Regions from separate parts of the Mus musculus genome. Here region 1 is linked to region 2. The links are chromatin contacts, found by POLR2A ChIA-PET in ENCODE. All regions are on one chromosome and are shown on one strand. Each heading gives the region's core, a stretch centred on a gene start or an enhancer-like site at or near the end of the contact. The rest is flanking DNA. Distances are from core to core; before and after follow the strand shown.

Region 1 (4,172 bases), core at 657-3,156, 82 kb before region 2:
GCAGGCATCCATGTGTGCATGTGTGTATTTGTATGTACACTTGTGTGTTTGTGTGTAATTGTAGCATACATGGAGGTAGGGCTGAGTTTTGAGACTAGAAGACAATTTTTTTTGTGGTTGGTTTTCTCCTTCCACATTTACCAGGGGTCCAGGGACAGAAGCTAGATCATCAGGTTTGCAGGGCAAGCTGCTCCCTGGCTGGCCCTTCTAACACTATGGTTGTAATCTGGTTACTTAATAAACAGTGTCTGCTTTCAAAGTGAGGAGCAAAAAAGTAACAACTGAATTCTTCAGGCAGCTGGATGCACTGCCTTTTACTCAGACAGCTCTGGATTAGAAGGGATACTATAGTACTACTTTTTTCTTTTCTTTTGAGACTGGGTATCAAAACAAAGAAACAAACAAAACAACAACAAACTCGTACTGGCCTCTAACTTAGTAGGGCCTGAGCATGGCCCTGATTCCTGTCTGTACCTTACTCTGTGCATGGGACGGGCACAGTAAAGAAACTGCCACCGTGACTGCTCCGTTAGGGATAAGGTTTTTAATGTGGGTAAGAGAGAGAAAAGATCCAGAGGCACCTGGAAGTGCCCAGAGCGGAGAGAAAAAGAAACAGGCTGGACATGGCCAGGGCCGGGGAAGCTAGAGAATGGGAGAGAATAGTTACATCAGCAAGAGATGGGAGTCAGGACAGAACACACCCAGACACCAAATGCTCAGCACAAAGGAAATGTATTACCCAAGACGGACAAGCAGAAGGTGTTGCCTCCGTCTGGATCGGCCAAAGAAGGCAGCAGGTGTCTCTGCAGGAGAAAGGGGGAAGGCTGTGCTAGGATGAGTTGGTAAGTCCTAAGTGGACATGTTAGCCAGCTAGTGAATTTTGATAGTTGGACCTCGGAGTTTTAGTCAGGCATAAGGATGTGGCCAAATAAGGGAAGAGACCTTGGTGGCTAGGTTTAGGAATGTAATCTAACGGTTTAGCAAGGGAGAGGGGAAGGGAGAGGGCCACACCTGCTGGTGATGTGTCTGCAATGTCTGCGCCTGTTGGAGCTCTTCAAGATAGTTTTGTGTGCAAGATGAGAGAGCAGAGACTAGAAATTAGTGCAGAGTCGGGATTGTGGGGACAAGTAGCTAAGAAGACCGAAGGAAAACGCATTACAGGAGTTCCTGAGGAATGCTGGCGTTTATCTAACCGCCAGAAATCAGAAATGGTTCAGCCAGAGCTCATTTCTAGATATTTGGAGGGCCTGAGACCTAACATTTTTGAGGTACTGGAACAGGTAAGTATTCCCACGCCCAAAACTTTTAAAATTTATGATAATAACAGCAACAATAATAATTGCTATTATTACTATCGTCAGGCTTTCTTAGTGCAGGCTTGCTTCAAAATCGTGGTTCTTCCTCCTGCCTCAGCCTCCCATGTGGCTTTCTTATGCTTTGCTTTTTTTATTGGATTTCTTAAAAAACGGCTGATTCCGTAAAAGAGAAATAAATAACGAGAGAAAACAACCTCAAAACCCGTCCAGTGAGGTTACACCACAGTTCAAAGAGGTGAGCGCCCCGAGACAGGCCAGATCCCGTAAAGTGGCGCTGAACCGCAAACAAGAACGCTGAATGCAGACTCTTCAACAGATTCCTAAAGTCCAGGTTATAGACTTCCGGCTTCCCAGAACAACGCCCCACCCAGACCACGCCCACAAGCCAGGCTCAGGCGACATACCCAAGCTCCGCCCCTTTCCCCGCCCCCTTCCTGCCTGGCCGGCACCACCCAGCCACGCAGTCACTCCCTGGCACACTTCCGCGCCTGCGCCCACTGAGCCTGCGGCTGGAGACGAAAGTCGCGCATGCGCCGAGCGGGAACATTGTTTCTCTGGGACTGGCTTAGCCAGGCCGCGCTTCCGGGTCGAAGGGTGTGCTTCCGGAGAGCGGGAAGGCTGAAACGCGGCGGCCAGGCTGCAGTCAAAGAGTTGCAAGGTTCTAGGCGGAGACCGCTGAAGCCATGGACAGGTCAGTCCTGGTAGGGACGCCTCGGCCGAGACTGGGGCTCTCGCCTGTTAGCGACGTAACCGCCTCCGCGGCCAGGGATTTGGCCCTCGGTGGAGGAATGGACGCTTGGCGCGATTGGAGCGGGGATGTGAGAATGCGGATCCCCGGGGTTCCACGCCGCGCCTCCCGGGTCTTCTCGGCGCTCGCTCCGAAGTGTGCGGGGGTCTGTGATGGTCCCGCATTCGAAATGCGAAATGAAGCAGTTCGAGCTCAGGGCCATCAGCCGCACTGACAGTTCAGCCCAGACGTCCTCAGCGTGGTTTTATTGCGGTTATTAAGTCATGTCAGCTGTACGTTATTGGGTAACGGTGGTCAGCTTAGACTTTAAAGTGCCGGCCCTAGGGAGTTGAATTTCTCCCTCCCTCTCAAATGATTTATGCTCGCCTGACACGAAGATGGGTTGTTTAAGGCCCTTGGCATCGGGGAGTAGATTGTGTAGTGAAGACAGTCGAGCAGTGTAATACGATGTATTTATACTGTACTGCGGGGAAAATAAATGAAGGAGATGTTTTATCTCCCTGTCACAGGAGTTTCAGGCAAACCTATAAAAGTAACTTGCTAGCTGGTCTTTTGAGTAATAATAGCACATTATTGATACTGAAAACATTGTGCTAGGGGTTATCTTATGTGTGTTCCTTAAGCTTTAAGTGGCACATTTAGTTTTAGAGCAATCCCGTGAGGATCTTATCTATATAGAACAGTGAGCCTGTAAGAGATTTAAGGAATGGCATAGTTAAATAGAACCCTGTTATGGGGCTGGGGATATAGCTCAGTGGTAGAGTGCTTGCGTAGTAACCCTTAGGTTCTGGGGGGGGAAAGAGAAACATTACCAGCAGGGACCTTTGAATCTCCATAAAGCTGTTTGATGAATAACTTAAGTAGATAGATGAACATCCAGTGACAGGGGAACACATATAGACCTCTGTAAAAGAAACATACTCAGATATAAAGTCATGAAAAATGTTCACGCTTGTGTGGCTGAATGCTCCCAGCAATGCGGATGGACTTGATGGGCAGAACTAAATTAGGATGGTGGTGTAAATACTGTGCTGGTGAGTGTTAGCTTGAGTCTGCAGAGAAGAGGAAGCTGGCTGGAGATTTTAAGTGGAAGAAAGGTGTACTAGAAGGATAATTAAAATCAACCCCCATGGTTTAGTTTATAAGCTGTCAGATGACAGTGCTGGAGGCCCATAGCACTGTGCTAAGACAGGAGACATCCTTAGTCTACATGGAGGGAAATCACTTGAAGGGCCATTTCTCCTCTTCACTAGAATTGCTTCACTTTTTCTTTCATCCCGCCAAGCCATATCGTACTCACAGTCTGAAGTATAGTCCTGGCTGCATAGCAGTGTTTGGTCAGCATGCAGGCCAAAAATATAACAGTGGTCCCATATGATGATATTGCCTAGTGACATGATGACTGGCTTAGCTTGTATAGATATATTCTGTGAAGTTTTCATGAGGATTAAAAAAAAGAAGAATTCTCAGAGCCTGTTCCTTCTTTGTTTGGGTTTGTTTTTGAAGCTGCTTTCACCCTGTCTCAGATTGGCCTGGCACTTCCTATGTAGTACAATTTGGATTAGAGGTGTGAGCCTGGGCTAAAACCAAGCCCTTCAACAAGCAGCTAACTCATCACCGTATTTTAGAGAGTGCAGAGTCCTTCCTTGTAGAGAATTCTGTAGTCAAGCAGCTCTTTGGTCTGATGGAGGAAAAGATTTACCTTTATGAAGCCATACTGTAGTATAAATTTCGGGTTCTAAGATAACTCCGCGGAGAACATACTATTGTGATACTAGGCAGTCAAAGACAGGGCTGGTAGCCGAGCACTGGGTGGGATTTGGGGGAGTAAGCAGGACTCAGAGACAAGAGGTTATTCTTGCCAACAAGATCCAAGACTTGGCTATTGGGGTGAGCCGTCCCTCGACTGACGAAGATCCTTTCTTTGCCCTAACTGTAACGGTAGTCCTTCAAAGATGCCGTCTAAGACCTTGATTATACTGTTCTAGGAGTGGCTTCGGGGGGATGTCATCCCCTGTGATCCGGGATGCGGAGGTGACGAGGACTGCCCGGAAGCACAGTGCTCACAAAAGAGTTCTAAGTATCCTTCGTGTCAGGATTGCAGAGTG
Region 2 (3,802 bases), core at 88-2,587:
AATGTGCCACCACCCCTGGTTTTAAGTCCTTTAAGATCTGGGGCTTTTGCTTTGGGGACCGAGGACTGAACAATGCAGGACCTTCTCGGTGCCACACACCCTCCGTTCTTAGATGTACCTTAAAAGGTGGACCCAGACGGCTGTTGCTCTGTACCTGGGATTACACGCACACCATTATATCTGGCCTTATCAATGCTTTTCTTTGACCTGCGTCCACACTGCCTAAAGCAGCGTCCAGGCCAAACTCCTATACCTTATAATGCTATCTTGGGCCCTCAAGATGACTAACAATTAGAAAGTTTGTAAACACTGGAGTGTATGTGTTGAAAAGGCCAGGCTGATTTCATGACAAGTTTCAAACTGGCAGTTAAGGGGACTAGGCCTAAATCTCTGTTTCCAAGAACTGGGCAATTCCGGGCAAGTCCGGGCCTCAGAAGCTGCCCCGCCTGAGGCAAGGACAATGGGTCAGCAGCAGTTTCCAGACTTTCTCAGCCAAAAGTTTCCAGCCCTCTCACCCCGGGAATGGAATGTCCCTAAAGATGGACCCAATAGATTAACATAGAGGTCACCTATCCCAGAATTCGCTAATATGCTTTATGTCAGGTCTGCAAACTCACTTGGGTGTCTCTATCTTAGTAATGGGGAGAGGAGACACCAGAATGCTGACTTCTGCAGATTAAAACATTCTTTGCGTTTACATACTATGAGCCCAAGGTGTCATGGACCCTAACAGTCTTTGAATTTTTTTTTTTAATTTTAACTTTAATTATGTGTATGTCTGTGCACACAGGTGCGGTTGCTCATGGAGACCAGAAGAGTGTGTTGAGTACCCTGCAATGACAGAATTTGTGTGGCGTGAGTGACTGAAAACCTAAAAAGGAGCTGTATGCACTCTTGACCATGGAGCTATTCATTTTTTATTCATTATTATTTATTCACTTTCCACCCCGCTCTCCGTTCCCTTCTGGGACACCCCCTTCTCACAATTTCCTCCCCGTCCCACTCCACCCTCTCTCACCTTGCCTATTTTTAAAGTCTTAAAAAAAAATCACTCATTTGTATACAACTTCAGCTGCTGGCGGGATGGATTTAAAAATACTACCCAGCTGTTAGTCTTGCTTTTCTTTTGGTAGCAGCAGCAGTCGGATAGGAACTTGCCTAGCGACCATTGCGGTTTCGAGCGGTAAACACAACCGCGCGGCCCCTCCCCACCTCCTGCGCGCTCCGGCACCGGGCGGCCGCTAAGCCCCGCCCCCCGCCTCCTATTGGTCCAGGAGGCGGCGTCGGGCGTGCGCGCGCGCACGCCCCGATGCCCGGATGGCCCGTGGCTTCCGGCGTTCTCTCCGCGGACGGTAGGGGGCGCTCGTCACAGAACTCTGCTTTGTTAACGGGGCCTCCGGGGCCAGCGTAGCCTAGGAGCGGCCGGTGAGGAGCCGCCGCCTTCTCGTCGCTCGAGCTCTGGAGCGACCATGGTCGCTCAGGCCCCGGCCGCGGGGCCTCCGCGCTCCCCGTGAAGGGTCGGAAGATGCGCGGGAAGTAGCAGGTACCCGCTCCGTGGGCGGCGGAGAGTCCCGATCATTCCCTCTTTTCCGCGCCCTCCGGGGCCTACTCGTAACCCGGGCCGGCTCGTGGGGTCGCGGGGCACGAGGCTGGGCGACCGTTTGCCCGCGCTGGGCCCTGATGTCATTCTGCGGCCGGGGGTGTGCGTGTGGGTGGGAGTGGGGGGTGGGGTGGGAGATGGCGCGGTTAGCACGGCGCATGCGCGGGAGGGGACGGAGGGAGGGGGAGGAGGGAAGAGCGGGGGTCTCCCAGCAGGCCCCGCGCGCGGGGGGCCCGCTCCGGGGTCGCGCTGGGCTCGTTGCTGGGGTCCAGGAGGTGACAGGTGCCTGGTCCCGGACTCGCCGGGATGCGGCTTCCGGGACGGGTGGGACTGGGCTGGGCCGAGTTGACTCAGCTCTTCCTGTGGGGCTGGTCAAGTTGGGACACGTCCGGCGTCGGCTGTCGGAGGAGCTAAGTCCTGACATGTCTCCAGCTGGGGTTATTTAAACGCTGCCCCGTTTCCGCAGCCGTCTGCTGGGCGAGCGGGAGACCGACCGGACACCCCTGGGGGACCCTCTCGGATCACCGCGCTTCTCCTGCGGGCCTCCAGGTAAGGGACAGCTCGCCGACGTCGTTTTGCATTTGAGAGCTATTGCCGAAAGACGTTTTCTGTCTCCTTCGTAAATGCATGTATCTATTTGTCCCTTTTCGTAGATGTTTTATAATTTCAAGTTTTTATCGTGTGTGTTGTTGTTTTTTTTCTACTTGTAGGCCAATGTGCAATACCAACATGTCTGTGTCTACCGAGGGTGCTGCAAGCACCTCACAGATTCCAGCTTCGGAACAAGAGACTCTGGTTGGTATTTCTGCCTCGAGTGTGTAAATATAGCTTGTTTTACCAGGTAATCGAGGAAACAAAATTGAAACCTGGATTATCGCACAGTCGTTTTAAGTATTTACCTACAAACTCTTAACTTTCTCGATTGCAATTGCATTAGAGAGTGGTCACTGCGACCTATATTTCCACAGCCCTTCCCCTGACGCAGGCTTTAGAAGTGCACAGTGTGTGGGTGCTGCTGGTTGTGACATGATGTTCTATCACTGTTCTAAATGGTAAACCGAAAGTCATAGAAGCATCCGTGCTTTTTGTGAGGATTTTAGTTATGAGAGGAATGCATAAAATATATAAAGTTCCAGTCTTTGCTCTGTATCTCTTTAAGTTTTCTACTTTATATTAGCATATAAAGGTGTTCTACAGCTTGTCAGTAAGTTACAAAATTACTTTTAATAGCTGCATAGGATTTGATAATGCGATTGAACCTCAGCCTTTAGAATGTGTGTGTATGCAAGTACTGTACTACTGAGCTGAGCGACAGTCTCAGGCTCACGACTACTGGGGGATGTAAAAGTTGCCCATGTGTTTGAGTAAAGTAAGGGTGAGGAAGATAGGGAACTAGAATCCTACGTCCTGGTAACCACATTTGATTGCAGACTGCTCACTCTGCTCAGCAGAGGTCATGGCCGTCTTCGATCCTGCCAGCACGAATATTGCCAGCCCTCGTTTTCCCTTTCTGATGTAATTTCATACATATTTGTGGAGAATACATGTATGCAAGTTAAGTCAGTTCCTACGGTTACTGCTCTGTGGAGTAAAATGTATTGTTTCAGTGGGCATGTCCCAGATCTCCAGTTAAACAGCCTGTTTGTTCTGGGTTTGCCAATGTCTCTCTCTATTTACTCTCGCTCTTCCTTTCCTCCCCCATTTTTTTTTTTTGCATATTTTAGTAGCTTGCATAATTTTCAAGTATAGTTAACCTAAGAAATTTTTTTTTACAAGGACTATAATCTGATGTCTGCCCCATTGAAGGTATCAAATTTGTTTATTTTGATAATTTTTGAATTTTCTTGTAATGCTTTGGAGGAATTCTTCCATTTCAAGATTATGCACATATTTAAAGTATTTTCATATAGCATTTTAAAAACCTTTTCCGGGTAGATCTTTATTCAGAACTCTCTTTGTTAAGTGTGAGATTACAGTGTTGTGTTTTTATAGTAGTTTTTAAAATTAACTTTATCTTGTAAGCTTTGATAAGAAACTGGCTTTCCATTGTAGAGTTTTGATTTGAGTTAATTTAATATGCAAAAATGTAGAACTTCTTGCTTTGGCAGTACGTATGTTAAAATTGATACACTAAGGAGAAGGCTAGCATGACTTCTATATGAGTTACATAAGAAAATTAAGCATTAGTAAGTCTTTTTCAGC

The links. ChIA-PET counts read pairs that join two places held with the same protein, here RNA polymerase II (POLR2A).
Region 1: POLR2A ChIA-PET joins it to region 2 with 22 read pairs in embryonic stem cell. The contact joins the promoter of Nup107 here to the promoter of Mdm2 in region 2. POLR2A ChIA-PET finds 5 or more read pairs at or near these places in 4 of 5 experiments (Patski and embryonic stem cell).

The regions. Positions count from the first base shown.
Region 1 is chr10:117,790,439-117,794,610 of GRCm38, reverse strand. It overlaps Nup107 (nucleoporin 107), which reads left to right and starts at 1,906. Exons shown (of 28, transcript NM_134010.2): 1 at 1,906-2,007; 2 at 4,053-4,144. The coding sequence starts at 2,000.
Region 2 is chr10:117,708,293-117,712,094 of GRCm38, reverse strand. Mdm2 (transformed mouse 3T3 cell double minute 2) reads left to right here and starts at 1,337. Exons shown (of 12, transcript NM_010786.4): 1 at 1,337-1,543; 2 at 2,067-2,149; 3 at 2,311-2,395. The coding sequence starts at 2,315.